Linked DNA regions of Mus musculus: all the other regions are linked to region 5. The links are chromatin loops, found by intact Hi-C in ENCODE. Cell type or tissue: left cerebral cortex. All regions are shown on one strand. Each heading gives the region's core, and the rest is flanking DNA. Links, peaks and the distances in the headings are about the cores only. Region 1 overlaps Endov (endonuclease V). Region 2 holds the start of Chmp6 (charged multivesicular body protein 6). Region 3 overlaps Gm11767 (a long non-coding RNA gene). Region 4 has its middle 7.3 kb from the start of Gm39484. Region 5 overlaps Baiap2 (brain-specific angiogenesis inhibitor 1-associated protein 2).

What was found. Hi-C counts contacts between places; a loop is a spot of excess contacts. Peaks named below come from ENCODE experiments on the same cell type or tissue, not always from the same donor. Only the 100,000 strongest peaks of a DNase experiment are listed, where the experiment ranks them.
Region 1: a loop joins it to region 5, with 4 times the contacts of the local background. A loop is called at or near these places in 12 of 42 quality-filtered maps.
Region 2: a loop joins it to region 5, with 5 times the contacts of the local background. A loop is called at or near these places in 30 of 42 quality-filtered maps.
Region 3: a loop joins it to region 5, with 5 times the contacts of the local background. A loop is called at or near these places in 29 of 42 quality-filtered maps.
Region 4: a loop joins it to region 5, with 3 times the contacts of the local background. A loop is called at or near these places in 8 of 42 quality-filtered maps.

Annotation. Positions count from the first base shown.
Region 1 is chr11:119,500,068-119,506,520 of GRCm38, reverse strand. Endov (endonuclease V) reads right to left here. Exons shown (of 9, transcript NM_001164636.1): 5 at 5,818-5,930; 6 at 4,160-4,228; 7 at 3,694-3,822; 8 at 1,354-1,430. Among named protein-coding and RNA genes, the nearest start is that of Endov, 12 kb to the right of the region's middle. In left cerebral cortex, for the core only: a CTCF peak has its summit at 2,657 (motif pointing left); a DNase peak (open chromatin) is centred at 2,639.
Region 2 is chr11:119,909,304-119,915,705 of GRCm38, reverse strand. Chmp6 (charged multivesicular body protein 6) reads right to left here and starts at 1,896. Exons shown (of 8, transcript NM_001085498.2): 1 at 1,769-1,896; 2 at 184-293; 3 at 1-74. The coding sequence starts at 1,831. It overlaps Gm39485 (a long non-coding RNA gene), which reads left to right and starts at 1,894. Exons shown (of 3, transcript XR_003949830.1): 1 at 1,894-2,330; 2 at 4,738-6,402. In left cerebral cortex, for the core only: a CTCF peak has its summit at 1,991; DNase peaks (open chromatin) are centred at 1,943 and 3,481; H3K4me3 peaks cover 1,690 bases; H3K27ac peaks cover 2,056 bases.
Region 3 is chr11:119,933,031-119,939,483 of GRCm38, reverse strand. It overlaps Gm11767 (a long non-coding RNA gene), which reads left to right. Exons shown (of 5, transcript XR_001780400.2): 3 at 194-322; 4 at 2,359-3,856; 5 at 5,295-6,453. Among named protein-coding and RNA genes, the nearest start is that of Baiap2, 6.8 kb to the left of the region's middle. In left cerebral cortex, for the core only: a CTCF peak has its summit at 3,827 (motif pointing left); DNase peaks (open chromatin) are centred at 2,030, 2,911, 3,808, 4,481 and 1 more place; H3K4me3 peaks cover 1,123 bases; H3K27ac peaks cover 3,864 bases.
Region 4 is chr11:119,512,640-119,519,092 of GRCm38, reverse strand. No RefSeq gene overlaps it. Among named protein-coding and RNA genes, the nearest start is that of Gm39484, 7.3 kb to the left of the region's middle. In left cerebral cortex, for the core only: CTCF peaks have their summits at 1,987 and 3,820; DNase peaks (open chromatin) are centred at 1,893, 3,017 and 3,890; H3K27ac peaks cover 4,141 bases.
Region 5 is chr11:119,989,395-119,994,394 of GRCm38, reverse strand. It overlaps Baiap2 (brain-specific angiogenesis inhibitor 1-associated protein 2), which reads right to left. Exons shown (of 14, transcript NM_130862.4): 7 at 547-699. Among named protein-coding and RNA genes, the nearest start is that of Mir3065, 23 kb to the left of the region's middle. In left cerebral cortex, for the core only: CTCF peaks have their summits at 2,659 and 2,866 (motif pointing right); DNase peaks (open chromatin) are centred at 2,945 and 3,538; H3K27ac peaks cover 3,553 bases.

The DNA of each region.
Region 1 (6,453 bases), core at 696-5,695, 490 kb after region 5:
GTGGACCAGAAAAGGCTAGGCAGCTGTACTGGGTGGTTTTATATCAGCTTGGCACAAGCTTAAGTTATCTGACAGGAGGGAACCTCAATGGAGAAGATGCCTCCTTAAGATCAGGCTGCAGGCAAGCCCCTAGAGCAGAGCATGTTCTTTTCTTTTTTTTTTTTAAGATTTATTTATTATTATATGTAAATACACTGTAGCTGTCTTCAGACACTCCAGAAGTGGGAGTCAGATCTTGTTATGGATGGTTGTGAGCCACCATGTGGTTGCTGGGATTTGAACTCTGGACCTTCGGAAGAGCAGTCGGGTGCTCTTACCCACTGAGCCATCTCACCAGCCCCAGAGCATGTTCTTAACTAGTGATCAATGGGGAAGGGTCCAGCACACAGTGGGTGTAGTGATTGATGGGGGAGGATCCAGCACACAGTGGGTGTAGTGATCAATGGGGGAGGGTCCAGCACACTGTGGGTGTAGTGGTCGATGGGGGGGGTATCCCAGCACACAGTGGGTGTAGTGATTGATGGGGGAGGGTCCAGCACACTGTGGGTGTAGTGATTGTGGGGGAGGGTCCAGCACACTGTGGGTGTAGTGATCGATGGGGGAGGGTCCAGCACACTGTGGGTGTAGTGATCGATGGGGGAGGGTTCAGCACACTGTGGGTGTAGTGATCGATGGGGGAGGGTTCAGCACACTGTGGGAGTAGTGATTGTGGGGGAGGGTCCAGCACACAGTGGGTGTAGTGATTGATGGGGGAGGGTCCAGCACACTATGGGTGTAGTGATCGATGGGGGAGGGTTCAGCACACTGTGGGTGTAGTGATCGATGGGGGAGGGTTCAGCACACTGTGGGTGTAGTGATCGATGGGGGAGGGTTCAGCACACTGTGGGCAGTATCATCCTTGGGCTGGTGGTCCTGGGTTCTATAAGAAGCAGGCTGAGCAAATCACAAGGAGCAAACCAGTGAGCAGCACCCTCCATGGCCTCAGCATCAGCTCCTGCCCCCAGGGTCCTGTGCTGCTTGAGCTCCTGTCATGACTTCCTCCAGTGATGAACAGGACACAGAAGGTTAAGACAAACCCTTTCCAATCCAACTTGCTTTTGGTCATGGTGCCTCCTCACAGCAACAAAAACCCTAACTCGGATAGCAACCACGTTTGGAGGTGGGCCTTGGGCCAGCTGAGCCAAAGGAGTGGGGTTTCTTGAGAGTTCCTACTATGTTTGAAGTCTCTGAGGGATCCCCTCCCTATGTCCCCTACCAGGCCCAGCCTCACTCTGTGGCCCTAAGCTACAACCCTGCATCAAGGACAGGATGGATTCATACACAACCCATTGCCGGTGTCCTTCCCACACTCACCTGTCCTTTCTCTGTGCAGGAGCCACCCCAAGCTGCCCTAGAGTCCTTCGGATGTACTCTCGAGAGCGGATGTCAGCCTGAAGGATACACACAGGTGTAAGCCAGGCCCTGGGCATGTCTTCCCATCCCCAGTAGCCTGGAAGCACATTCCACTCTTTCAGGGGCAGCCCACACAGGCTCATCATGTCCTTTGGGGAATCAGCCCCGCCAGTGTGTAGTTGGCAGAGAGATGCTGAGACCCTCGGGGTTGAGGTGAAGGCTGAGGGACCTGACCTCTTGCTTTTCCAGGATGCTCAGCCTCTTCTCTGACTCAGACTGTTCGTTTTCACTGGCTGTCCCTCTGATGGGTGTCAGCTGTGACACCTGTTCATCTCCAGAAAGGTTGACAAGTTACGCTAATAAAAAAGGGCTTGGGGACCACAGGTAGAGCCACAGAGAGGGACTCAGATCTGAATATGCACCCCCCTCCTCCACCTCTAAGAGCCTGGCCTCAGGAAGCCCCTGGTCCCGGCTCAGATGGGTTTAGCTTAGCTTTGGGATCACAAGACTCACAGACAGCAATAGCTAATCCTGCAGACAGCAGCTGCTCTTCAGCTAAGGGAAGTGGGCCGTGGGCAGTGGGATGTCCTGGGCTGTACCAGAGTCCGGGTTTGCACCAGAGCAGAGGGAAGGAAGACCCTAAAGACAGACACTAAGCCCTTCTTGGAGAACTTTGGGGAAGTGGAATTGTTGGGAGGGTGCTCTGCTGAGGGGCCAGTGGAAAGAAGATAGGCCAAAAGCCACAGCCCGTCCTGCCGGGCCGACAGAGCCTTATTCCCTTCCTCCCTGCCAACCTGGGCTCCCAGGCTAGGCCATCACGTGCTCGCTCTGCATGTGCCCAGGGTTTGGGAGGCTCTCTTGTGACATGTGACAGGTGTGCTCTGGATTCCAGTACTCCAGGTGCTTTGCAGGAGGCTGCCCCCTTACTTGCTAGGACAGAAACCACTGTAACTCTGGGAAACATCACGGCTAACAATGCAGGTCTGGGGCTGCACAGCTCTGGGCTGCAGGTGCTAAGGGAGTGCATCGCTGACTTGCTCTCATTAGATGGCCAGGATGGAAGGGGAAAGGCCTTCTGGGGCTTGAGAGACCACTGCACCTGTAACAGCAGTAACACCCCAGATGAGGACTCAGTTAAAGAAGGCCTTCCTTGGGGGATGACAAGAACTCACTCATTCTCAGAGGCTACCTCTGGGCAGCCTTTCCAGGAGCAGGGCTGAGCATCACAGGATGCACTGCCTGCTGCTGCCCCCTGGAGGCCATCCTGTGCACCTGCAGCTCTCCTGAGGGCTGAGCCTAGGCAGGCTCTGGGCAGTCCAGCCTGTAGCCCTTCCTTCACACCTCCCAAAGACCTCACAGCCTCCAGAAGGAATGGAGTTGTGACCTGAAAAACTGTCCCACAGCTGATGTAGACAGCAGCTGCTCTAAGTCCCTTGCTAGTGAGCCCTGGAACTGTACGCTTCCTGCTGTGGCTGAGTTGCTCGAATGCATCAAATTCCTCCTGAACCAGGGCTTTTGATAGTGCCTTTCCAGAGTCTGGACTGTCCTAGCCTCCTCTAAAGAGTGGTTTTTCCTGGGTTCTCAACCTAGGGTTTGGACAGGCACCACCACGTGACAGGTGCATGTTGGGATCTCAGTTGCATGCTGCTTTCCTGTAGGGTGAGATGACTGGTTAATCAGTGTTGAGCCTCTGGGTCCCTGAACAGCAGCTTAGGTAACAGGTGTCTGGCAGAGCCATGGCCTGGGGTCCCAATTGGTGTCTCTGGCACAAGCACTAGCTTCCTCAATGTAGCCACCGAATGACCCTGTGAGATCCTCTGACCAAGGGTTGCGTCCAACTTGTCCTGCTTTCAGGCTCTCTCATCAAGGGCCTGGGGATCTGTCCTCAGATGCCTGCAGAGACCCACCCCAAGTGAGACTGTGTGATGGTTTGTATATGCTTGGCCCAGGGAGTGGCACTATTAGGAGGTGTGGCCTTGTTGGAGTAGGTGTGTCACTGTGGGCGTGGGCTTTACACCCTTACCCTAACTGCCTGGAAGCAGCTGCCTTTGGAACAAGAGGTAGAGCTCTCTCAGCTCCTCCAGTGCCATGCCTGCCTGGATGCTGCCATGCTTCCCATCATAATAACAGACTGAACCTCTGGACCTGTAAGCCAGCTCCAGTGAAATGAGTGCCTTTGTAAAAATTTCCTTGGTCATGGTGTCTCATCACAGCAATAAAAGACAAACAACTAGGTGGCAATGTCAGTCCCCCCCCCCCACACACACACACAACTCTCCCACTCCCACCACAGCCCCATACCTGGCGTATAGGTTCTGGGATCCGGAACCTACAGCAGTGGTGGGTGAGGCGCACAGCGACCTCCAGGCTTATTCTGTGGCCCACAGAGACATAGAGGGGCTTGGTGCTGTGGTCATGGCTCCTCAGGGCCTGTGGAAGGAGGACAAGCATGGATGGGCAACGTTGCTGTGGAGCAGGACCAGCCTCAGGACTGAGGCTGTGAGGATGTCCTGGAGGGCTGGAAGGAGTTCACAGGGTGCAAGGACTCTGGGGCTGTTGGCCCTCAGGCATCTTCAGGTGGCACATGGGGTGAGGGTAGCCAGAGGAGAATGTGACACAGCATACCCTGGTTGGTCGCAGGATATGTAGGGAACAGGGTCCAGCCCCCACAAAGTGCATGTGTGCACGTGTGCACGTGTGCATGAGCTGCCTTGTGGCATGGCCTAGGTCCCGAGTCTGGGCAAGGCACAGCTTTCTGGCCACTCACCATTCCCAGGACAGTCCCAGAGCTGCCTATCAGAGGAAATGTGTCTCCTCCGGCCTGCAGGAGCACAATCTGGGAAACAGAAAAAAACTGTAAAAATACCTTTTTAAAAACATGTATCGCAGGAATGCTAGTGCACACCTTTAGTCCCAGCGCCAGACAGGCAGAGGGCAGAGCTCTGTGAGTTTGAGGCTAGACAGGACTACACAGTGAGACCTCCATCTCACACAAACTAACAAACAATCAAATCCCAAGCAAAAGTGCAGGTCGGCTAGATACACCATCCTCAGGAGCATCGTTCACCTTCTTCGGGAAGGAGTCTCATTGGCCTGGAGCTCACCAAGAGGCCTTTGTGCCGTTCTGATGCTGGCATAACAAGCACGGCCCCCATGCTCAGCACTTTTTACATGGCTAATGGGAACCAACCTCAAGTCTTTATACGCAGGATAAGCACTTTGCTGATGGAGCCATCCCTCAACCCACTGCCCCTTCTCAAACAGCTGAAGGGCAAACTTGATTCTTTAAAAGATTATCTTTAAGAACAGGGCATGCGTAGATGTCTGTGGGGGATATGAGGGCAGATGCTCAGAGAAGCTGGGGCATCAGATTGCTGGGAGCTGAAGTTACCATGGTCGTCAGCTATGCAGCATTGGAGCTGGGAGCCCAGAGTGGGCCCTGCAAGAGCAGGATGTACTCTAAGTCTTGAGCCACTGCCCCAGCCCAGCAAATTTCATTTCAAAGGCCTAGGCAGGGATGCAAGGTGCCCTCCCAGACCCCACAGGGGCCACACTGAATATGTTGGTGACTGTGCTGAGGTCGCTGCCATGAAGTTCCATCTACTCTGGTAACTGAGGCTTAGAAAAAGGGTTGTGGCTTGCCAAGGCCCCAAGAGGCAGGTGGAGGGCACACAGGTGACACTGGGCACAGCAGTCCATGTCCAGGCTGAAGCTGCCACCTCCTGAAAGCTTCCTTTCTAGCTAGGGGCTTGGCACAAGTCAACCCACAGCCCCTTCCTTCTGGGTGGGGAGGGCCAGTACATCTATCCATCAGGCTGCCATGATCAGGCTGCCATGAGCGGACCTGGGTCTGTCCACTCTGCCAGCTCAACACATAACTCACTCTCTACACAGGCTCCTGGGAACTAGGAAAGAGACAGTCAGGTCTCTTGGAACTTCGTTCTGTGGGATAAACATTATGTCAATGGCTTCCCCTGGATGAAGTGAGGATCTAGGGTAGAAAATGGTACACTGGGGGCAGAGCAAGGACTACAGTCACAATGACAGTAAGCAGGGTCTGCAGGCTGACTGTGAACACCACGGAGGGAAGAAGGTGGCTAGTGTGATATGGAAACCTGGAAACCCTGTCCCCGGGGACTGGAGGACATGGCCCTGCGTGCGTGTGATCCTGGCACAGAAGCAAGGAAGTAGGGGAGACAAACATGGTGGGAGGCACCCAGGAAGCTTATGAGAGCTGAGCCACTGCTCTGAACTGTCCAGAGGCACTTGGAAGGCAGTGCCCAGGGAAAAGTGGGTCTGCTTCTGGGTAAGACACCAGTGACGTGAGGGTGTGCCAGCAGGCCAGGCTGGAGCTGAGGTGCCCCAAGAGGTGGCTAACACAGGCACACCTGGTTGAGTCACAGGGAGTCCCAAAGCCCTTCTCACCTTCTCCTTGTGCAGAGCATTGTTCTCCAGTCCATCCACCTGCAGGAGCTTCTTGGCCACCCCGATGCATGGCAGCTCTGTAAGGACACCAAGGTGGCAGGCCACCCCGAAGCCTGCAGGGGAGCAAAGGGCGAGAGTACGGTGGCGGGGATGGGATGGGAGCCAGCCACAATCGCTCATCTATAGACGCAGACTCTTGGCCCAAACTGACTGCACTGTGAATGGGCCCTCTGTCCTGAAAGCACCAGTGTCAAGGAAGGGTGTGGGAAGCCCCCTCCTCTGACAGCATGGTTGAACTAAGACACACAGATCCTCATGACCCTTCACCCTCTTCCATCTGCTGCTGTCCTCAGGCCTCTGCAGACGGGTCACCTATGGACTGGGCCTTGTCAGCATATCTGGATTGAAGTGGCTGGGAACATACACCCAGGAGTTGCCTGCTGGCCCAGAACTGCTGTCCAGATTAGCATTTGTGTATCCTTTGGCTCCGGGCCTATGGTTTCTAGTCAAAACCCCTCTCATTCCTGATGGCTATGAAGGCCAATAGCTCCCTCATGCCCTACTTGCAAGAGCCAGTGTACAGTGCCTTGGCATGCATAGGGACAAAGCCTGCAGGTAGCTCAGGGCCAGTGTGGG
Region 2 (6,402 bases), core at 1-5,000, 79 kb after region 5:
TGCTGATCTGGTTTTCTGTCCTATCGAGCAGTTGCTCCCGGTACCTCTTCTTCTTGAGCAGCAGCTTGGCTCGTCTGCAGGGGAAAGCCACGGTGTCAGAGTTGGCCCTGGCTCAGCCCCAGGGAAGCACCCCCCCCACACACACACACACCATGCTAGCCCGGGGAAGGAAGTGCCCCTTACTCTTTCCTGCCATCCCGCAGCAGCTGCCTGGCCAGGGCCCGCTCCCTCTCCAGCTGCTGCGTGACCCTCTTCTGGTACTGCCTCAGTTTGTCCCTCTGCTGCTTCAGTTGCTGGGGAGAGAGCAAGAGTGCAGGCTGGTCAGCGGGTCCTTCTGCCAGGCGCTCACCAGCATGGTCAGGAAGGGCCAGGTAACCCTGCCCAGCAGTGGCCTCTGCCACCCAAAGATATGGAGCAACATCCAGAAACATCCCCAGCCTTACAATGCAGTTGCAACTGGCCTGCCCCAAGCCAAGGCCCACTGTGCCGAGGAGGAGACTTTCATCCTCTTCAGTCACAGGAGGATGAGGCTGTGATCAGCCTGAACTCTGTGGGTCACTGCTGTGGCCACCAGGCCCTGGGAGGCTCAAATGTAACAAAGGGTCTGAAGTTGACATCTTCTGCCTCCCCCTCCCCAGCCACTAGCCAAGTGCGCTCAGTCCTCCTGTTCAGCCCATTTCTGTTCTGTGTCCAAATGCCGACCCTTCAGGCGGAGCCATGATGAACAGGTACAGGCCCTGGGCACATGTCACACACAGAATGAAACCCTGAGGCAGACTATTTCAAGTGAAGGCCATGGGCACCTTTAAGGTTTAGTTAGTGAGAAACCATTCACCATAGACTGTAGGTTACCTAGGAGAACAGGCTAGCTGGGGAGCTCTGCTAGCGTGTTTTGTGTGTGTGTGTGTGTTTGAGCATGGGCCTGGGTGTGGTTCTGGGTCTCCCACCTTCACCCAGTGTCCTCTACAGGGTCTGCCCCACGGTGGGCATCAACTGCATGACAGAGAGTGCTCACTATTTCCACCCTTTAGGTTTGGAGACCTTGAGTTAGGCTACCCATGCTCTTCTCGGGTGGTTATTTCTGCCAGCTGTTTACAAAGCATCAGGCATCTTGCCTGGGGAGACAGGGGCACCAAATGGAGCTGCAGGATGGCCAGACTGTGCCTCTGGAGACCAAGCAATCTGAGCAGGTCAGGCAGTGGCAGCAGCAGCACCTGGAGCTAGGCACTTTCCTTCCTGGTGCCTGGCGCTCTGGGACTGTTCAGATGTGTGCTTGACAGTGGTGTCCTGAGCCTCCGAATTCCACAGAGGAGCAGACAAGGTGTGTCCTGTCCGCAGGACCCACCTCTGTGACAGTTTTACTTAGAGATGGAGGGCGGTGTCCTGAGACACGAGTGTCTCGGGGGCTTCCAGCTCACACAGAGGCTGCAGAGATGGGGGACGAGCACCCTTTCCCAGTAAGAATCACGCTGAGACTTTTAGTGAAAGCCACGCCCACGGGATCTTTATCTGGGGGCTTTTTCTAGGAACTTTCAATAACTTATGGCTTGGGATTCCAAGGCCAAGGCCACAGGCTTCCTTCCTGGCACCTTCTCTCACGGATCGGCGCTCAGCCCCGAGACACAATCCCGGTCTTTCCGGGCCGAGCCGGGGCTGGTCCAGGAGTCTGCAGCTGGGCGCGCCATGGCACCGGAAGCGCGGCCCGCTCCGCTTCCCGCCTCAGTTTCCCCCACGGGGCCCGGCCCCCTGCCCGCCGTAGGCCCCTCACCAGGATGGCCCTGTCCTGTTCGGTGACTCGGCTCTGCTTCTTGCGGCCGAACAGGTTGCCCATGGCGGCCCCGCGCCGGCCGGCCGAACCCGTCGCAGCCGCCGCTCTGCGGCCACCGTACTCCGCCCGACCTACGGCGGCCGCGCGGAGCCACGCGCCTCAGAACGCGAAGCAGCTTCGTCCCTAGCGCAGCGCACCGCTGGACTTACTAGGCGATGCGAACGCCCTCCCTCGGCCTTTCAGCTAATCAGATGGGACTGTGATTAATTCAGAGCACCTCACAGGAGTGAGCCTAAATCAGGCTTCCTGACTTTCAAAACCGCCCAGCCGACGCCCCCCTCCCCGCTGGCGCAGAACATACACACACCCAGTGTTTTGGACCTACAAGTGCTTGCTGAGAAGTGTGCACCAGCGTTCACCTGCCATTCGGCGCTGTCACCTTCGTCCCCTAGTTTCCTCACTGTGGACAGTCCTTAGGCTACCGTTGAGTCAGCCCGGTTGCTGGGACTGACACACTAACCCCAGGGATTCTCTGATCACACCTGCCCTCTGTAGGCCCTTGGTGAGTCAGGGGGCGGGGACAAGACACTCATGAGTGGGGCTCTACACCCTAACAGCCCCAAAAAGGGCGCCACTGTCCTGAATTCAATGCCTTTGCTAGGAGGGGAGTTCTCCTTCCCCACGGCAATCATCCGGGTAATATCCCTTCGGGAGGCAGACAGTACAAGCAGCTGGGCCAATTACTAAGCATTCTTGTTCATTTACACCTTTCTGAACGAAGGGCTCAGTCTTAGCCTCAGGCTCAACACATTATGAATCCAGTAAAGCCAGTGGCTATCCCTCGGCAGGCAGCTTCTTCTGATTCCTGAACTGCCTGCATTTTCCCTTCCCCCACCCCCAACTCCTTCAGTAAACAAGGGCAGAAGGCATGGAGGGGGCTTTCCGGTGTCGCAGCAGTGGCTCTTGTGACTCCTTAGGCATAAGAGGCTCCCAGTCTTGACTTGGTTTTAAGAACAGCACGAGAGGCTGAGAGTAAAGTCCATGGTAAGGACTTGGGGCAGGCTCTGGCTACCAGACCTAGGGTTCTAGCTCCTTCTGTCACTTAGAAGCAGTTTCTAGAGGTTGGTTTTTTTGTTTTGATTTGATTCCAAGGGGCCTTCTAACTAGCCAGGAACCCTTTATCCCAGGGTTCTCTGTACAGTCAGCTGCCCTAATCGGGCTCAGCCACTGACTTTGATGGTTAGCTGTCATATCTTAGTCTCCAATGCTCTGTGGGCCAACTGGCCCCATAAAATCGCAGTAATGGTACCCTGTCCCTGTGGTCAACATGACTATAAAGGGCAGTACTGGGGCAGAACTTACTAGAAGGCTGGAGCTTCCGACCTGTGTGGTTCTCATGCCCTAACCAAGGGCATGTTCAGGGGTGTGGGACAGAGGTCTTGTGCAGGTCCAGGGTATCTCTGGCTGGTTTGGGACTTGCTATGCAGACCAAGATGGCCTTGAAATCACCCACTTTCTCTGTCCACTCTTGTCTACTCCGTGCTAGGATGCCCTGACATCCCAGAGTCACTAACTGAGGCCCAGTCTGTCAAGCAACAGCCCACAGTACCCAGTGCCTTGCTGGCTGCAACCATTTAGCTAGGAGTATTTATTGCCCAGGGAGGGTTCTGTTTCTACCATAACACTCTGGAAGCGCTTCCACACATTCTTCCTAGTTCTCTGCCAATACAGAGCTGGAAATGTCTGAATTCTTTCCGTCTGTAAGCCAGGATTTGGCAACTATGGCCCGTGAGTCAAACCGGTTTGATCTCCCCTCTCCTTTTTATACAGCCTACAAGCTAAGAATAAATATGGTTTTAAAATTTACTTACTTATTTTAAAGATATTTTCCTCTCTCTGTAGCCCTGGCTGTCCTAGAACTCACTCTGTAGACCAAGCTGGCCTTGAACTCCCAGAGATCTGCTTCCCTTTGCCTCCCTTTGCTGGGATTAAAGATGTGAGCCATCATGCCCAGTAAGTTTTCTGTATTTTAAAAGGATTCTCTCTCTTTCTCTCTCTCTCTGTCTGTCTCTGTGTCTCTTTCTCTGTCTCTCTGTCTCTCTCTCTCTGTGTGTGTGTGTGTGTGTGTGTGTGTGTGTGTGTGTGTGTGTGTGTGTGTGTCTGTTATGGCTTATTTATTTATTTATTTATTTTGGTTTTTTGAGGCAGGGTTTCTCTGTATAGCCCTGGCTGTCCTGGAACTCACTTTGTAGACCAGGCTGGCCTCGAACTCAGAAATCTGCCTGCCACCATGCTCGGCTGTTATGGCTAATTTTACGTCAACTTGATATAAGCCAGAGTCACCTGAAAGGAGGGAATCTCAGTTGAGAAAATGCTTCCATAAGATCCAGCTGTAGAGCCGGGCATGGTGGCTCACACCTTTAATCCCAGCACTTGGGAGGCAGAGGCAGGCAGATTTCTGAGTTTGAGGCCAGCCTGGTCTACAAAGTGAGTTCCAGGACAGCCAGGGCTATACAGAGAAACCCTGTCTTGAAAAAAACAAAAACAAACAAACAAAAAAGATCCAGCTGTAAGGTATTTTTCTTATTTAGTGACTGACTTGGGAGGGCCCAGCCCATTGTGGCTGGTGCCATCCCTGGGCTGGTGGTCCTGAGCTTTATAAGAGAGAAGGCTGAGCAAGCCATGAGGAGCAAGCTAGTAAGCAGCACCCCTCCATGGCCTCTGCATCAGCTCCTGCCTCCTGTCTAAGTCCCTGTCCTGATTTCCTTTGATGACAGACCATGTGGAAGTGTAAGCCAAATACAATAAACCCTTTCCTTCCCAGCTTGCTTTTGGTCATGGTGTTTCATCACAGCAATGGTGACCCAGCACACACTGGTAGAGGACTGGGACAGGAAAGGGGGAGAGGACAGAAACCTTGTGTGTTCTTAGAGCATGAAATCTTTTGTGTTTGTTCCTTTTTATTTCAGGCAGGCCTTAAACTCTCGACCCTCTACCTGCAGGCTTCTGATTGCTGAGATTCTGCGTGCCGGTGCCATGACAGCCATCTTGCTTTAGTCCTTTAGAGGAACTGTCCCAATACCCATTCCGAGCCATCTGCCATGTCACATGTGCCTGACCCCTAGGATTTAACTATAGGCCTCATGTCAACAAAAGGTGGCCATGGAGGTCCTCAAGGCGGACTCCTCTGAACCTGCCACATGCAGGGTCATAAAAAGATCCCTAACATGGGTCTCCAGCTCTCTTGGCCAAGCCCCTCTGGTTGGAGAGGGGTCATGTGATTTGGGAGGTCCAATGTCATAAGTCCAGTCCTCTCCAGAGTTCAGGGTTCCTGTCTTTCCATCAACGTCCTCCGGTGCTAGGGACAGGACCCAGGGTCTCTGTGTTAGGCAAGTGCTCTACCACTGTGTTACACCCCAAACCAGGATCCTAACCTATGGGAAGGAATTCTGTGGCCAGGTACAAGTTGAGTCATCAGTCACCTTGTATGCATCAGAGCAAAGGCTCTGACCGCTGTGGTGTTGGTCCTATAGCTGTGAGACAGGAGTGACCCCTCAGAGAGGTCAAGGAGTACTGTCCTTCTTACAGCTGAGGACCTGGTGACTGCTGTGAATGCCCCAGTGCAGTGATGGGTCCTCTGCTATGGTCACCCTGCTGCAGCTATTTGGACTCCATGTTAAGTGGCCCTTTATCATCACCAGCCAGTGGGAAGCAGCTTCCTTAGGCAACGCCCACATGTCATCAGCATCCCGCAGCAAGAAGCCCAGTAGCATAATCAAGCCCACCGCCAAGGTCGGACTGTACTGCAGTCTCGTAGAACTGCTTCTGTGCTGACACTCATGCACCGTCTCAGAAAGAGCCAGAAGCTGTACTGGTCACCTGTGCAGAAAACTGTGACACTAGGGCCAGAGACCTGCAACCACCAAAGCGTGTGCGTGCAGGAACTCAAGGAACACATAAGCAGCAAGTGCCAAGAAAGAGACCTTGGGAAGCTGCTGAGTGCCTGGGAGAACGCTGTGCCCCCACGGGGAGCCAAGCGTGTGGCTGAAGGATAGCTGCAGGACTACCCGGGGAGAGGTGCTGGCCGGACACAAGACTCAGAAACAACACTCTGCAAAAAAGGCTGAGGATCTGTAAAAAGAGTCCACTGGGAACTGCAGTGCTAGAGAAAAGAGGGTGCTGGGCCCCAAAAGGAGGTCTGGGGCTAGGGAGTGAAATTCTGACCCCCCTCCCTCAGGCGGAAAGAGACATAGAGGAAGCCCCCTTCTGCCTCCAGGGCTTCCTGCAGTTCCAGCGCCCTCTGCTGACGGAGCTCAACCTTGCACTCACCCGAAGTTTTTCCAGAGCCCAGCTATACAAAGCTGACTCAGGAGGGAGTAAGTGAATTATTAGGACCACCATGTGTCCAGGTTACAGACGCTGACAAGTTCCTTTCTGGGACCTCTGTATGCTTGTTCTTGAAACTCAGTCATCAGGCCAAAAGGGGCCACATAGCCTGGAAAAGAAGCCAGTCAGGACTAGTTATGGTTTGCATGTGAAGTGTCCCCCACAATACTCCCTAGCTGTGCAATTTGGGGAGGGTGTGGGAACTTTAGAAAGTGGAGCTAGGTTGGAGGAAGGGTGCTGGTGACTGC
Region 3 (6,453 bases), core at 734-5,733, 56 kb after region 5:
CCTAGAGCCCCCAAAGCCGAGACCAGGGTTCTGTGAGGTGTTGGGAGGAGTCAGGGGAGGAGGAGTCATATGGAGGACTCACCATGCTCTAGCAGCTGGTACTACCTGAGCAGAGTGCTTGCCCTCTCATCTCTCCAGTCCTCCCTCCCAAGCCCAGCAGGGACAGTACAGTAGACCCCTCCTCCCCCACCAGAGTGCTCCGCATGCTGCCATGTCCCCATCATGGCTGAAGGCAGAGGCAGCAGCACAGAGGAGCCTGGAGACAGGAAGACTGAAGGTCCCCTGGAGTCCCTCTGGATCCTGCACAGAAAGAGGACACTAGGTAAAATCTGGAGAACCCTGAGTGAACTGTGGACTTTAGTTAATGATCTGTCAGCACTGGCTCCCGAACTGTGGTAAATGCATCACTAAGACAACAGGCTAACAGCTGGGGCTGGGTGGGCTCAGGGGAAGACTTAGGGTACCCAAGACCCTGGGCTTTGATTCCTGGGACCACTTCAAAGAGGAGAAAGAAAAGGACGTGGAGGATCTTTGCTCTGATGAGGAAATGTGGAGCAGAGGAGCTTGCGGGCCCCGGGCTGCAGGTCAGAGGGTGCTGGGAGCTGGCCCTGCATAGCTGCATAGCTGGGCCAGTGCTGCTGCTGTGCTGCTGCCTGCTAGAGCTGAGGTCTAGCGAGCTGTTCCTCTCTCCTGCTGTCCCAGATGTGGGTGCTTCCTTCCGCTCCTCCTCCCAGACTGCACCTCAGGTTTACCCTTAACCTGACATGGTTCGGAGCTAGCTTCTCCATAGCCGCCACCACGTGGGTCCTACTTGCTGCTGTGGGGGAACAGATCAGCCCTGCTCACCTGACCATTTCTGGTTCTGGCGTCTTCTGTTCCCTCTCAAACCTACAGTGTGGCAGAAAGGAAAGGTGGACACTCTCTTGGTGGGGTACCCTTCCTGGTGCGCTCGCTTGGCTGGAGGATGAAGTGTGAACACAGTCTTGTGGCTTTCCAGAGTGTTTCCTGGCCCCGCCTCTGTCTTCTCAGCCACAGGGCCTACAACGTCCCATTCCCAGCTGTGGCTTCCCTCCCTCTAGGCAGGCCCAGGAAGTCAGAGCCATTCTGCTGAGGTGTGGGAGATGTGACCTCCCCACGCTGCCCTGCCGCCCCGCTGTAGGGGGTTAGCCTCCCCAGCAGCCATCCCCCTTATGTAATCTGCACATCACACAGGCGTGACTCCAGGTGCCTGTGGGAGGTAGCGCGGGGGTGAGCTCAGGGGCGCAAACAAGCCTCCAAGTTTCCTTGGGTGCCTCTCCTCTTGTTACATTTCAGCGTCATCCTGCGTCTGCCAGCTCGGTCACCCACTTGCCTATTAGAATATATTAACTGACAATGCAGACTTAAATAACTTGGGCAGGTGACAGGCTGCAGTGGGGGGGGGCCCTTTGCACCGAATCCTTCTGCAGTGGGCCAAGTGAATTCAGAGGACAATGGGTGGACTGAGGCAGGACAATGGGCAGGGAGGGGCGGGGTGCGGCCTGCACAACACCAAACTTAAGTTCTGAGATCCGGTGCCCTTGGCAACAAGGAAAGCCCACCCCATGGCAGGCACACCCATGCCTCTGTACACACCCAGCTCGTAGGGTTGTGCCTTAAGTGAATAAGAGAACTGAACAGAGGTATCTGTCATCAGAGCATGACCGACGGTCTGTGGTGACAGCTCTGATGGCAGCAGCAGCCTAGGCACAGGCAGTCCCGCCTGTGCCCATTCGCTCCGCAGAGTGCCCTCCATAGGCCAAAGTGGTCACTCAGCTTCCTGCTCACTGCGGGTGCTTTCCTGTCCCTTTCCTCTCTTATTGCTCTGCCTCTTCAATTAAGTTGCCTTAAAGGTGTCTAAAGGCGTTTTCAGGTTGCGGCAGAGGAAATAGTTTTCCAGACTCTGGAGTCAAAAGACACCCAGCCCTGAGCCCTGGTGTGTTCCACCGGGTCCTTCCCCACCACACCCCCATCTCCAGCTGGTCCTGCCAGAGTGAGAAGCCCAGACATGTACATACTGCTCCACATGCTCACAGATGGCTTCCCTGCTCGGGGCTGACTGCTGCTAATTTAGGCTGCTGGAGGCTCCGTGTGCGCTCTCTCTCTTTTTAATTCCGTGTTTATTTAAAGCCAGATTTTGAAATCTTGTCTTCAACTCTGAAATCTGAAATCGTCTTGCTGCGAATCTTACCCCCTCCTCCCGCATTCCCTTCCCCCAAGCATGGCGCAAAGTTTAGGGAAGCTTGAACGACTGGCTAGGGTCTCCTTACAGCAGTCCTGTTGTGTCAGCCCAGAGCACAGGAGGTCCCCGGGACATGCCTGGTGTTTCCATGTAAACAGGGGAAGCTGTGTGGAGCTTCCTGGTGCTGCAGAAGGGGCAGACCGGGACAGGACTGGCTCATCGCGTCCACAGTCCTACAACGGGACCTAGTGTGGCCCAGGTATCTAGGACCCCAGTGCCAATCCCCCAACTGGCTCTTGGGTTTTCAGAGCTCCTCTTAACCCATAAAAGCCACATACAGTGTCTTCCTGCTCTCTGGGGAATCAAGTCCACCTAGAAGGGACTTCCTGGCTAGGGCTTGCTGGTGTGTTGACACAACACTGGGCTGCCCTCAGGCAGACAGTGCCTGTGTCAGGGCACACACAGTGGGACTCTGTCCCCTCACGGTGGGACCCAGAAGACTCCCTGGCATGGTGAGTGCTCCAGAGGCACCAGGGCTGCACCCCATTGCACAACTACCATCTGCCCTTCTGCCCTTCCACAGCTCCCCTGGAGTGTGGGGAAGGGCTTTGGTGAGGAATGATTTTGAGGGAACTGGTCAAGAGCTGAGGTAGAGCCAGTTCCAGGAGGAATGCCTGCACCTGGAAGGAAGCAGCAGGACTGCCTAAGGCACTGGCCAGATTCCCACACCAGCCTCTGCCTCTTCCCCACCAGGCAGAGAAAAGGAAGGGTGCCGCTTCCACCCAGAGCCACCTGCAAGGCCTGCCAGGCAGGGCCTTTCTAACATGGAGAGCGTGAAGAAGAGCCGGGACAGTGAGCCTGGCACGTCTGGTCAGACAGGAAGATGACTGTGAGGAAAACTGGTGGAGTGCTAAGTTGGGAATGTCATTTCTCCAGCAGGCTCACTTCTCTCAAGGTTGAGAGACAGAGATGTTTGTAGAGTAGTGTAGGAAACTATCTGTCCCCCACCCTAGCCCCCGTCCCTGCCTGGAAACCATGACTCTAAAAGAATATGCGAGACATTTCACCCCCTATCCAACCAAAGGTCGGCTGTACAACCTTTCCAAATGTCACTCCAACCACTGCTGGCAGAACCCCGGAGATGCCAAGCACCTCGGTTCTGCTGTCGACTCTCACCCCAAGCTGCAGGGGGGTTTTGTTTGTTTTGTTTTTTGTCTTTTTTGTTTTTCTGCAGGAGCTAACGAAATTCTTTGTGCACAGCCTGAGGAGTTGGCTTTCTGAGCCTTGGAGCTGCTGGTGTGGGACTCTGGTGTTTTTCCTGCCTTCCTGGGCTCCAAGACATCCTAAGGAGAAAACCCCATGCTCAGACACTTAGGCAGGACAGTTCCAGGACACTGGGATTAAGCGGTGGTACCCGGCAGTTTCCTCAGACAGGTCGGGGCACTGCATCCACTGCTGCTGTTAACCCGGGAGGTCCAGCGCCTGGCTCCTGGGGGTCCAGCTTGGCTGCCTTTTCCTAGGCCCCCCTCAGGCCTTGGCTCTTACAATAGACTGCCACTTCTGGGACCCTTGCCTGAGTCTGGCTTCATCTTTCTGAGGGTTCCCTTCACTGCCCCCTGGTGGCACATCCAAGAAAGAAGCCCTGCCACTGGACAGGTGAGGGTGGCTGGCAGAAGTAGAGGTGCGCACAGCAGGAGGCGAAGGGCCAGCAGGGGAGTGCAGGGTTGTGTGGTTTGTGAGACCAGGCTGTACCTAGGAAGGGAGAAATGCAGCAATAGCATGCCCTGTCTCCCGAGGAAAGGGAAAACTCCTCCCTTCAGGTAGAGGAGACAGAGGAAGCCGGTAGCTGCCTGGAGAGGGGACATAGGGGCAGCTCGTGCATCTATAAGGCCCGTGCTCCTGGGAAATACTGCTTCATGATGTCTTCATAGCACCCAGCGACATCTGCCTACCAACTTCAAAGTCTTTTTTTTTCTTTTTCCCCTGGGTGTTTTGTTGTTGCTGTTTTGGATTTTGTTGGATTGGTTTGTTCCTCTTGTTTTTTTTTTTTTTTTTTAAGAGGCTCTCATGTAGCCCAAACTGGCCTCAAACTTACGGTGTGGTTGAACTTCTTCATCCTCCCGTTGCTAGGAGCGGGAGTTCTGGGCTTGAAAGTTTGCTGTGAGGCGGAGACAAACACTGTCTCGCTGAGCCACATGCTCAGCCCAGAACTGAACTTGCAAGGAGCTGGCTGCCATCTTACACTCTCTTTAGGGATCCAGGAGGCTGCCAGCTTCCCTAGCTCCTCCTCAACACGCCTTTCCCCCTGTTAATTTCAACCATAGCCAGCCTGGTGAGCATGTGACAGCTGCTGAGTTTAGTTCTGGTTTCCCTGGTGGCTGATGAGGAGTCTGTCAGCCCCTTCCTTCCTGGGTCTCTGTTGTCCATGACGATGATGATGATGATGACGACTGATTTTATTCCATTGAGAACTTCACACGTGAACACTAAACATACATGACTCCTAACACATACATACATGAACACTGAACATACATGACCCCTAATTCTTGCTCCTTCCAACTCAACTCCTCCCCCCACATTCATGACCTTTAATCACCATTGTTACATATTTAATGTGTACATAAACATATGCACACACATAATAACCCACTAGGTCCATTCTGCTTTGATTATACATATATACGTCCCTGCTGACCTCTTGGAACTGGCCAAGAGTCTTCTCTTTTTAAAAAAGAGCCACAGCCTCTACCCCAGAGAGCTATGTGGGAAGGAGATTGTGGGTGCCCGGAGACAACCGGCTTGCACCTGGCCACAGCTCGCAATCTTCACTCTTGATGAAGCATGACAGATGCCCACTGACACAGACACATGAGTGAGGTGAGGGAAAGTCCCCACCTGCTCCTTACAGACACCTGTGAGAGCCCAGGCACGGACAGGGCCATTCCCTGCAGCTGACAGCACCCCAGGACTGAGGGGTGGAGTAGCTGAGCCTCACTCACAGGGTGCTGGAAGGGGAACAGTGACCCTGGGCAGGGTGGGTGTCCCCAGTTACAGGCCTGATGATGGGGTAGTACACACCTCCTTCCCATAGGTAGCAACTATGCCTGCTGTACCTGGCAAGAACGGGCTTGTTGAAGAGCCACAGAAGCTAACCCTGCTCTGCTCTGCGCTGCTCTGCTCTGAGGACCAGCACCTTCATACCCCACTACCACCCTCCCTCCGTAGCCCTTGCTAACCTGGGGTTGCTGCTCTCACCACATCCTGCACAGAGCCTCCCACACGTCATTGTCCCTGTAAGCAAGGGATCTTAGGCTGTCCTGCCTTGGGGGACTCCCACACTAGTGAGGTCAGAGGGCAGCTTGCCCAAGTTCATTCCCTCCTACCATTGGAGTCCCAGTCAGACTCAAGGCCTCCCACCACTGGCCCAGCAGAAAGTTGTGTGTGTGTTTGAGACCTGGTCTCTGTGTAGCCCTGGCTATCCTGGAACTTGCTATGTAGACCAGGCTGGCTTCGAATTCAGAGATCCACCCATCCCTGTCTCCAGTGCTGGAATGAAAAATGAGCACCACCATGCCCAGTAGAGTCTCCGCTCTCATCTTGTCAAATGTCCCTGAGATCTCGAGCTGAAATGAGGACAGTATAAACTAATTCTAAGCACTTGTCACAAAAGCAAGGGTGGTGGCAGTCAGAGGCTGAGTAACAGGGCGTGGGGCTGGCAGCAGGGTGCAGGGCCAGCATCCTCGAGAAGTGCCTTTCCTGCAGGGTTGTGGCTCAGGTAGTCATTCCCAAGAACTCATTGGCTCTAGGCTTTGAGCCCCTGGCAGGCACTTAGAGGGGAGGAAATGCCTGTGGCTAGCTCAGGCTGGGCCAAGGGAGTTTCCACCATCCCTCCCAGTTCCAGCAGCAGTGAGATCCCAGGGCCTCTGGCCACATTGGGCCACAACAGCAGCTTCATTCCTAGGCGACGGTCTGAGTCACCATCTGTGGGCTCTGGCTCCTCACCAGCTGGGCTTGCAGCCTTAAGTTTGCCACAGTTTGGCCTCAGCTGAGTCTCCATCACCACTTCGGCCATTTTTCTCTGCTGTTTCCTTTCTTTAAGCAGAAATGTGATGCAAATGGGTTCCAGGTCTGTGCCTGCTGTCACCCGCACACACTTCCAGGGCTGATGTCATGGGTTAGATTCTGGTGGTGCCAGGTCAGAGGCCCCCCACACACTATCACTTGTTGGCCACTGCAGGGCTTTGCAAATA
Region 4 (6,453 bases), core at 827-5,826, 480 kb after region 5:
ACATGATTCCTTCACATCTCTGGAGCCCAGAAAGTCTAAAATAAAGATGGCAGATGGACTAGATTCTTCGGTGTTCGCCTTGGGCCTTGCTTTAGCTTCTGTGGGGCTGGTGTCCATCAGCGTCCTTGGCTCATGAGTATGGGTTCCAGTGCAGCCCCTGCCTTCCTTCCCAGGGCCTCTGTGTTGCTCTCAAATCTCCCCCCCCCTATTTTTGAGACAGGGTCTCACCACATAGACCAGGCCAACTCTGAATTCACAGAGATCACCCGCATCTGCCTCTGAGTGCCGAGACTAAAACTGGGTACATTACACCTGGCATCTTTTCTCCTTTTTTTGAGAAGGTGGCAGCTACTTTGATAGCGAATGGTCTTGTCTTTCTTCAGTAGGCATGTATGGGAACCCTTCTTCCCTGACTTCCTTGCAGCTACAGTGGGGTTTGCTGAATTGGCCCCACTGCTTGGCTACCCACCTATCAGACCATCACTGAAGCAATGGGGCAGAGTGCCCTGGTTTTTAAGGTCAGCAAATGTGGAACACTGACTGGGTCCATGCCCATGGATGGGAAACATGTATTTGAGGCATGTAAGTTGGTGGCATCTGTGAACTCTTATCTGTGTAAGGCCCCAGTTCTAGGCAGATACATCTTTCTGAGGCTGCCATCCAACCCCTTGCATGAGACATGGACACAGAGTAGCAGAGGAGGGAAGGGCTGGGAAGACACTGCAGGTGGCAAGAAAGGTTTGGGCTGGGCAGAGCTGGCTTATTCCACTGTGGAACTGTCTCCCATGGTTATCTGAACCCCCATGTCAGTTTGCCGTTACCTAACTCTCCCATGAGGTACCACAAAGGCACCATTCACCAGGGCTCTAGCTCTTTCTGCACCTTGAAACCTTGGATCTCTGTCCAGGAGGCAAAAGTCTTTCAGCCCTCCTCCCAGCAGGCCATTCTCTGAGGCCACAAGAGCAGCAGCAAGTCTCTTGATACCCATTGCAAATCCCTTCTCCTCTTCAAGTTCCCTCAGGTTCAAGCCAGTCCCTCCTTCCTAAATGCAAATGCTCTCCTCGGTGAACCTTCCAGATTCAGAGTCGAAACAGAAATGTGATGTCATTTCTCACTGCTCCCGCCTCACCTAGTGGCCGTCACCCTTAAAGGAGATGCCAATCCCACTTCAAGAGACTGGGTCTCTAGCTCAAGTGCCTCATCTCTTGTCTGTCCATTCTGTTTGTGGGCCCAGTCCCAGGACAGAATCATCCCTGTCAGGGCCACCTTGCCTGGCATGGTGCCTCCTAAGGACAGAGAAACCTTGGGGCTAGGCTGCCTTCATTAGCTCCCCAGGGCAGCCATGGGCATGACAACTCTCCAGGACACACCGTTTGCTCTATGAAAGCTGGAACTTTGGGCCTTTCCTTTTCCAAGAGAGCCTCTGATCTCTGGATATTCACACTACGACATCGAGGGCATGTTGGATCCTAGGGTCACAGCGCCTCATCTCTCATCTGTCCATTCTGCTATGGACTGGGAAGGCTGGTTTTGGATGGATGGATACCCCAGAAACTGTAGAATCTGGCTGAACCAATGGTGGGACTGGGGTGGGGCCTGAATTTTCTCTGGAGGTGACCAAGTCCCTAGTGCCCAGATGACTAGACCCAGGGTTTGACCATTTTCTGCCTTTAGCCTTCGTGACCCGGAGAGCCACTCCTGATCCTGCATAGGCAGAGGCCAGAGCTGTGAGAGACACCCTGCCTTGGCTCAGTGCCAGTATTACACTTGGGGGAAGGGGGGAGAAACAAAACAAAACCCCCAAACAAACTCAAATCCAAAAAACAAAAGGCAGCTGCCAGCAGAAGGGAGGCTGAGTAACAGCCGGGCTGAGTCATGGCAGGAGGAGGCATTTGGTATGAGCGGGAGAGTATTCGGCCAGCTAGGAGCAGCCTCCTTAGGCCTAGAGGGAAGGGGAGGAAGGGGAGGCCCACATGCTGCCCTCTCTGGACGTCTGAGGTACTAGTCAGCATCTCTATAGAACACAGAGTCTTCACAGGTCCACATGCTAGGGATGGCATGGGGCAGACCAGCTCCCCACCCCCGCCTTGCATCGGGAAGCTCGGGCCCAGGTGCCACCCAGACCTCCTCAGTCTTGCCTCAGCCCAGTCTTAGAGGTAACAGACATAAACCATTACAAGGTGGTTGTAGGAATGAAGAGAGCCGCCTCAAGCACACAAGCTCTGGCTGCAGGCCTTCGGACCTGGGGCACCTGATGGACACGCTGGCAAGGCTGCTGGCTGGCGCCCTGCTCTTTCCTTGACAACTTTCCCACAGTTCCTCCGTAATGCCCCTGGAGGACCTGCCTTACCATAACTCTCCAGGATGGATTCTGTTTACCTCTTCCTTGAGAACTGAGGTTCCTGGCTCTTCTGTAAGTCCTGAGTGCAGTAGACATGGCTTTGGGGATAGCCGGGAGAGAAGTGGATTTCTGACCCCAGCTAGTGTCCTGGCCAGAAGACTGGGCAGCCCCTCGCCCCTGTGGTTCCAGTTGCTGCCGGTGTGGCTAGGGACAGTTGGTAAAGAACCCTGCCCAGCACCGTGACCTCAACTAACACAGCACAAAGACTAGCCCTCAGGGAGCCTTGGGTGAGCCTGGTAGGGTGTGCCAGTGTGTCTTCACTGTACCACCCCCTAACAGACAAGTGTCTGTGTGCTGGTGACACCCTCATCCTACTGAAGCTTCAAGTTTGGGAGCTGGCAGATGTCTGAGGATGGTTTTCTGTCAGGCATTGGGAACCTGAAAGAAAGAAGTCACCCAAGACCACCCAGCCAGGTTTGCTGGGAAAGGCTAACCCTGCTCCATGAGATACCTCACCTCTCTTCCGAGGATGGGCAGGGACTCCACAAACTCATTGGCTTTACCCCACTCAGAACTCGTGTGGTCCCAGCCTCTCCTTCAGATGTGGTCTGCTCCCTGCTCGCTCTAGCGGGTGCCTGCCTCTCCCGCCCCCAAGCTCCCTGCGGGAAGGGGTTCCTATGGCACCCCTTCCCCCGCACACACTTAGCTCACTGGAAGCCATCTGCCCGGAGATGGTGGCAGCAGATGCCTCAATGCACAGCGGTGCCTGAAACATAGTCGGCCCAGTGCCCAATCAACCTGGGCCCGTCCCATCAGGGCAGGGGCTGTGGCCAGAGGCGTTTTTTTGCACAGTGAGGACAGGCAGGTCCTGGATCCAATGGCATTTCTAGGATATACATACCAAGTTGGTTTCCAGGCCTAGACTGGGAAAAAGAGCCCTTAGCCTCATCCCTGCCAAGGATGTCTGAAAGCCAAACCTACTTCTTCAGCCTCAGGAAGAGGGTAATGGAAGAGGAGCCAGACGTGAGACAGGACCTCTGTGGGCCACAGCACCTCCAAAGCATGGTGGTACACACCTGTAATTGGGAGCGGAGGCAGGAGTTCCCGGCCATGGGCAACAAAGGGAGACACTATCCCAGTACACAATGAAAAGATAAAAAGACAAGACTCGGGTTGAGCCTGGAGTCCTCTGGACTGATGCTAGAACTGTCATTCCCAAAGATCTGCTTCTGTTGGGGCTGCAGACCTCTGATATAGACCTCTGGTATAGCCCCACGGTCTGTAGCCCAGTGCTCAGTGTAAGAGAGGAAAATTCATTGTGTAAGCCTGCCTGGGGCAATGGGCAGACAGCCAGATTCCTCAGGACCCCACGGCGGAGAACCAGGAGGCTCTGAAGGCCCAGTCCTTCCATCCTCCCCGGTTCACCCTGCATCCCCCTCGCAGCGTCCCTGCAGGGCGAGTGTGCAGACACAGGCTCACCGACAGGCGCGCACACGCCTCCGGGCCGCCTCTGCTCCCCTCGCATCTTGCATTTGTTTTGCTTCAGCAGGGCTCGAATGGGGACAAGCTGCACTCTCTCAACTAGCAGATCCCTTCAGCCCCCCACGGAGGTGCCATATGTCAGTGTCATGAATAGGCATGAGGTTTGGGGGCGGGGCAGTGGCAGCTGCCAATCACTGGTTGGCTGAGTGGCGCGGACAAAGCCGAAGGGTGTGGTGGGTCAGGGTCTGGGCTGCTGTTCTGAGTGGGCACCCCTAGCACCCAGAGGGCCTTTCTAAAAGCAAAGCCAGATCTCCAAAGGTACAGGCAGTAATGGCCCAGAGTCACCAGAGCCCTCCATCTTTGTGGCTTATAATGCCAGCTGAGGGGGTCGCGCACTTCGTCCGGGATGACTCTGTCCTACTCCCAGGACACCCGCCCTGGCCTTCAGGAGTCAGGGCCAAGCCTGCACCTGCCAGAGCAAGGGAGGCAGTCAAATTTAGCTAGAGGTGCAGTGGGTCACTCCAGAAAGACTCAGAGCATCCCAGAGCCTTGAAGGTTGCCAGGATTCTGCCGGTAGCTGCCAGTGTGCTGCCAATGGTCCCATGTGCCAAGTGTGCTGTAACCTGTCCGTAGGCAGTATCCTGGCTGTTCTCTGCTTCTCTGTCGCCAGCGCTGTGTTTCTGGGGTCCATCCACCCCTTTATCTCACAGCTCTGCCGTTTGTCCCCTTTACCTTGAGGATGTGGGTGACCCTTTGCTTCCTGCGGTCACATGTTAAGCAATGGACACTGGCAGTGCAGTTATCCCTCCCAGAGATGGTCTAACCCAACCATTGGTCCCCTCAGCCGAGACCTTTTCGGCCACATGACCAGTGACCATGTTATGAACGAAGGAACGGAGCCTGTGTCCGTCTGGGGTGGTGGGAAGGTTCTGCCCACTGTGGGCCCCTGCAGGCTCCTTCGCCTCATTTCCAGCCCTGCTGGAGGCTGAGTATGGATTGGACTGACTGCTCCAGGTTAATTGGCTCTCTCTCCCCTGCCAGCATGACGGATCCTGCATGACATTTCCCCAGATAGTTAATTGATAGCCAAGTAATTTGTCATGGAGACCTCGTTATATGCCAAGTGGGTCCCCTAAGCTGTTAGCGGCTGTGCCCCAGAAATAAGATTGGCAAGTTAATAATGGAGCCTTAATCATACTGTTCCTTGTCAGCGGAGGAAGAGGATGTCTAGGAGGTAGCATGGCTTTTTCCTAGGACCTCAGAGACCAAGCTGCATGAAGTCCTGAGGACCCACTTCTGCTTTGCTTAGCTTGCATCTGAGGGTCTGACTGAAACCAGGGTGACTCTGCATGGCTCCAGTCCACTGTTCCTCCTGGTTCCCTTTGGAGGAGCATCAGAGGGACCAAGGATCACCTAGAGCAGTGATTCTCAGCCTCCTTAACACTTTAACACTGTTCCTCAAATTACGGTGACTCCCAACCATAAAATTATCTCCATTGCTGCTTTATAACTGTAATTTTGCTACTGTTATGAATCATAATGAAAATATATCATATTCAGAATATCCAATATGCCATTCATGTGACATGGTCATGTGCCCCCCCACCCCCACACACAGGTTGTGACCCACTAACCTAGAGGGAGAGGAGACCATAAGCTGCTGTGCCTGCTCCTGTGCCAGGGCCCTAGGGCATGAAAGCCAAAGGGGGCAACAGAGTCTCAGACTGCACAGTCCCCTACCCCATCACTGGGCCCCAGCCTCAGCTTCAGCCCCCAGAACAGCAGCCCTTTGGATCTGAACCATCTGAGGGACCCAGGTGTGGAAGGCTTCCTGCCCGTTCTCTGGCACTCTGGGAAGGTGGAAGACCTCTATGAGGTGAGGTTTAGGTGAGACCTTTGAGATATAATCCTGTAGGGGACCACAGGACCCCGTTTCCTCACTCCCTTGCTTTCTGGCTGTCACAAGACCAATCGTGGCTCCTGACTAAGTAAGGCATGCTGCCTCCCCTCAGGCTCCAGAGCGACCCTTGGCCATGAGCCAAAATAAACCTCTCTTTCCTTTAACACGGTTCTCTCCAGTGTTTTGTGATCGTTGTAAAAGCTGATCAACTAGGGTGGCCTCGCTCCACATAATTGACAGGGGAAACTAGCTAACGTTACAGGACACCACAAGCACCCAAAATGATGTTTCTGTATCTCAACTGTTTTGGTGGTGTAGGCAAGGACGAGGGGATCAAATTCATGCTAAGCAAGTGCTCTACCACTGAGCCACAAGACCATCAGGAGCACTGGCTTCTGGGGTAGAAAGGACGGGCACACAGCTTAAAGGGTCTAATGCAGGATTAAAACAGACACTTTGTTGAGATGGAGAATCGTATAGGGTGCAGACCTGAATGAACCTCAAGGTCAAGACGGAAAACCCCCACCCAAGCTTAGGAGGGCTACCCTCGGCGACCTGTGGTGGTGCGTCAGCAAAGGCAACGGAGATGGGTTGGTCTGGGGGGAAGAATGTGTGTGTGTCACTTAGCTCTTTGGCAAACAAATTACCTCAGGTCAAAGACTATGGCGTGTGGCTTCTGAGGGACAGAAGACTGGAAGCAGATGGGCTAGGGGCTCTTCCCCAGGGTCTC
Region 5 (5,000 bases), core at 1-5,000:
AAGCCAACCCTTCCAGAGCCCGGGGGACTGTGTTCCTCCCTCCCTAGAATGTCATCAGTCTAGACCTCAGCTAGAGCAGAAAAGCCAACAGTGATTTAAGAATTCCCAGAGCCAAGCTGGGCGTGGTGGTGCACGCCTTTAATCCTAGCACTTGGGAGGCTGAGGCAGGCAGATTTCTGAGTTGGAGGCCAGCCTGGTCTACAGAGTGAGTTCCAGGACAGCCAGGGCTATACAGAGAAACTCTGTCTCGAAAAAAAACAAAAAAACCCAAAGAATTCCCAGAGCCCACGCCTGGACTCTCCTCAGCAGACAGTCTCCTAAATCATCCAGCAATTTCTAGTGTAGGCCTTTAAAATGTCATGCCCTCTGACCTGGCAATTCTTCCTCTAGAATTCTGTTCCTCAGCCTGAGGTGTTCAAGGATGGCAGTCCCACTATTAGTGGCCACTCTGGGAGCTCAGACACTCACAGACAGTCTGGCTCTGTGAACAGCTAGTTTCCGCCTGCACCGAGCAGGAAGGCCCAGCAGCCCACAGTCCTAGCTCACCTTGGAATGGTAAGCAGCAGAGTTCTTGGCCACAGCGCACTGCTTTTCCACCAGGAAGCAGAACCTCCTGCGCTCCTCAGTGAGTGCTGTCTTGTAGCCGTCAGACACGTAGTTCTCCAGCTCGCCCTGCTTATTGCTGATGGCATCGATGTACTGGGGACAGGATACAGAGGAAACAGGTCAGTGAGCACACGGCAGATCCTGCTTGGGTTTGGGCAAATTATCCAGCCATCCCTGCAGGCCTGCCCATGCTGCCCAGGAGGTTGTCCCGTGGAGACATCTCCAGGTGGAAGGATCTCCAGGCTTACAAACATGCACTGTGAACAGACGGGAAGCGTGCACATGGAGCCAAAAACCAACACTGGTGCTTTCCTTGGTCACTTTCTACTGAAGCAGGGTCTGCCACAGAACCTGGAGCTCATGGAACCTAGAGCTTAGCTTGCCCTGGGGAGACGTCTCCACCTCCCAAGTGCCGGGACAACAGGTACCTGCTGCCATGCTTTATCTGGCATTTTTGTGGGTGCTAGGGATCAGAACTATGGTCCTTACACTTCTATGGCAAGTGCTTTATCCACTGAGCCATCCCCCAGTCCCCATACAAATCTATCTTTGAGCCTCCATGTAGGCAGGCTAGCTTTGAACTATAAGTCTTAGTTATGCCCTGAGCATGAGGTAATCTTCCTGTCTCTGCCTGTTATGCTGGCATTACAAGCGTGTGCCATCAATCCCAGCATTCCTTGGACTTCTTCCTGAGAAGGGGAAGGAAAGGTACCAGTGGCAGGCCATCCCTTCCAGGCTTCAGCTCCATGAAGCATAGAAATGTCAGCGTAAGAGGGGGGGGGGCTCCTGCAGTACGCTCCCATGCCCTGGCTCTACTGAGGCTCCTGTCACCTACAGTTTCTTTTGCCTCAGAGTCGTAGCTCCAGCAGCTATAGAATGGTCTCAAGAGATACTGACTGAGGAGACCCAGGGAAGCCTGCTGCTGGAGAGAGAGCATGGGCACCCACCACTGAGGATGTGGAGAGCGGAACAGGTGAGCAAGCCTTAGATTGTTTCATGAATATCATATGCAGGTGAAGAGAGGCCTTCATCAAAGACATATGGATCACTATCCCTGGGATAGCATGTGCCTGGTGAGGGGTCTTCACCATAGAGCATGAACTGAAAAATGACCTATCCCTCGCCTTTTCATCTGGGTTATCTGGGTTTCACCTGGGCATCCAATCTGGGTGGCCTTGGGAGCCCCCTCAATCCTCAAGATACTCTGGGCTCAAGAGAGATATGTGGTCAAATGATTCCATAGGATTCTGAGAGCACTGCTTTCCCCAAGCCCCATCTAAAGACGCAATCCCTTTGAAGCCCCTGAGGTCACAGGTACTTCTCTGGCCACCAACAGCGGTCTTGTCCCAACTACTCTTGAGCTTCCTGGGGGAAACATAACCTACCCAGGAAGGTTCTTGTCAAAAAGCCCAGGACCAGTGCAACCTCCAGACCTGACTATCTATTCTGAATGTGCCAAGACAGAGGGGTAGGGGAATTCAGAGAGTCCAGGGATGTCAACTTCACAGGGACCAGGGAGAAGGTGGTATCAGGTGACATTTGGCAGTTGACATTTAGTGGGGATAGTCACAAACTGTAAAGATAAAGGGATTTTGGGGATGGGTGGATGTGCTGACACATACCATGAAGACAGACGTTCCAACTGGAAGTGTATAGCTCAGTGGTAGGCGCCTGCATAGCACAGGAGATGCCCTGGGCTCCACCTCAGCCTGGCACAGAGGTGTGTGCTGCACACCAGCATTCCCAGCACTCCTGAGGGTCTCCTCAGCGATATAGAGAATGAGGCTCACCTAGAATCCCTGAGATCTTGCCATTTTAAAACCAACCAACCTAAGAGAATGCTCCTGCCTCTGTGTTTGTTTCTGTTTGTCACTGCTGAATCCTTATCCACCTGCCTAGAGAACCCACATCCTAGGGACCCCCATACTTGGCTGGGGTGGTCCGTGGCAGTGACTTGTATCAGTTATATGTAGTTTACAATTTGAAAGAAAGCCTCAATCAATAGATAGAAGCCATCCACACCAACAGAAACCACTGGACAGAGCTATGCTATAAGAATGTGTGTGGAACTTGGTTTCATAGCTAAACCTTACTATGATAATCAAACTGCCCAAGTGTCAAGGAAGGGTCTATTTACACCCAGGTATACGCAGACGCCTCTCTAGTGCATCTCTTGCGCCCACCCCTCTTAGGCTGAACTCCCACCAGCCTGGAGCAGCTGTTGCAGAAGCGCTTCCTAAGGCGACTGTCTTCCAGCAGGGGGCAGGCCTGAGCTGCCAGGGTGCTCACAGCTGACTCACAGCCACCTCGGCGGAGCTCTGACTCAGCGTGGGTGGGCGGCTGAGCTGTGGGCGGCAGAGGGGGTTGGAGCAGGCTGTTCCCTTAGCATCTCCCCACACAAGGCTCAGCTGGAGGGACAGAAGAGGGGGAAGCCCAGCTGGGTGGGGGCTGGTCTCCACCGAGGCTATCGGTGCCAACTCTGCCTACCAGCCAGCACCAATCTCTCCAAGGTCAAGGCCTGCCATACTCACACCCTTGCCACCAAACCTACACAGATTGCTGCTTCTGCCCTGCAGCCCCACACTAAACTCCTGCCCTCCCCACTGACAGGACCAGTCTGAGAAGGCCTGAGAATAGGTCTTGGTCCTCTCAAGCGGCAGCAGGGCCCAGCCATAAGGTCTGCCAGGTGGGACTCAAGACAGTTATTGTAACAAGAGAAGTCAAAATAGCAGGTGAGAGTGGTGTTCCAGCCTGACAGTGGGTTCTGCTGCTGTGATGGGGGGGGGCGGGGGGGGCGCGTTCCCTCCTCCCTCTCTGATCCTCTTCTCTCTTCTCTCTCCTCCACAGCGTCAAGTACTTTTCCTTCGGTTATGCAACATGCGCCTACCAGGGCTTCCTGCTCCCTGAACCTCCCCTGCACTCCAGGGTCCTCTGGGAAGTAGGGGGTGGGGCACGAGTCTTGTTGCCCCCACAGGAGCTGTGCTGGGAGGACTCCAGGGAGTCTTGGAGGAGGCTCAGCCTGGGTGTGAGCTCCTTCCCAAGCTTTAGAGAAGAGTGGTGGGATGAGACCAGACATACTCTGGGTCAGGAAGGAGTGGGCTATTCTCCAGGAGAGGAGCACACCTGCCAGTCACCATATAGGGCTTAGCACTGGCCTCTTGGATCCCACTCATTCCATCCCAGGCATCAACTGTCTGGTGCTGGGGCTCTCTGGTCTTCAGGGCTGAACTAGGCTGTGAGTAGAGTTCCTCCTATGACTCCTGTTCCTCTGGCACAGGGATGGACACACGGACACACACACACACACACACACACACACGTACACACACACACGTACGTCTCAGCTTGGTGGCCAGCTAAGGAACAGTCAAGGTTCTGAAGGCTAGGGTGGACCCTTGCGCCACTGCCCTTTCCAGAGACTTCTCAAGGACAACAACAGGCAAAAGGGCTCAGCAGCAGAGTCTTACAAGCAGAGCCGAGGTGCTGTGACAGGAGAGAGAAGGTGCCAGTGATAATCTGCATCATTTCGTTATCTTGGGACTTCAGAAAAGAGGCACCACTTGGAACGGTCACCTAGGACATCAGCATAAACCAGGCCACAAGGCCCCCTGGGTCTCCTTGCCCTGAGAACAGCACCTTCCAAACTGAGGCCTGAAGCCAGCCCACCAGCAGCAGTTTCTGGGTTTGTAGGCTGCGCACTACCTTTACAGAGGCTTTCAGCTCCCTGGGGTACAGGGCACCGGTGTGGGGCCCGGCCTCATTAGCAGGGTCTGACAGCCTGAGTTAGGAGAGCATGGCGTCTTATTTTTAAGATTTCCATTTACTTATGCACCCCCAGGAATAAGTGTAACCTCACAGGTCACACTTCTGCACCTAGGGGTGGTCCATGAAAAGGGGAGGGGACAGAGCATCAGAGCAGTGCACTTAGAAGGACTTTAAAATCCCCAGCTTGAGGGGGGTGCAGCTAGAGCCCTGGACCACATACCAGCCTGGGATGGCATCACCAGCTTCAGCCTGACCTGGGAGAAGGTCCTAAGGCAGCAGGCAGCAGCACAGCGAAGCCTGCCATTGACATGTGGCTGCCACTTCTGTCTAGGAATAACAACCGACTTCCCTGACCTCCTTTTCCAGGCCACCGGCTCCTCTCAGACAGCCCACAATTTTGCCAGGAAGATCCTGGAAATCTGGACCAAGTGAAGTGTCAACATGCAAGGGAGACAGCAGAGGACAGGGGATGGGTGGTGTGAGCCTGCAGGGGTCTAGTCTCCTCATCACTGGAGTGAGCCGAGCACTCCAGTGTGATGCGACGGCTACACTTTCCGGAGAGCAGAGTAGAAAACACGACCCGGGCCTGCACTGCCAGTACCTTGGCATCGGGCCATTTAAAATGGCAT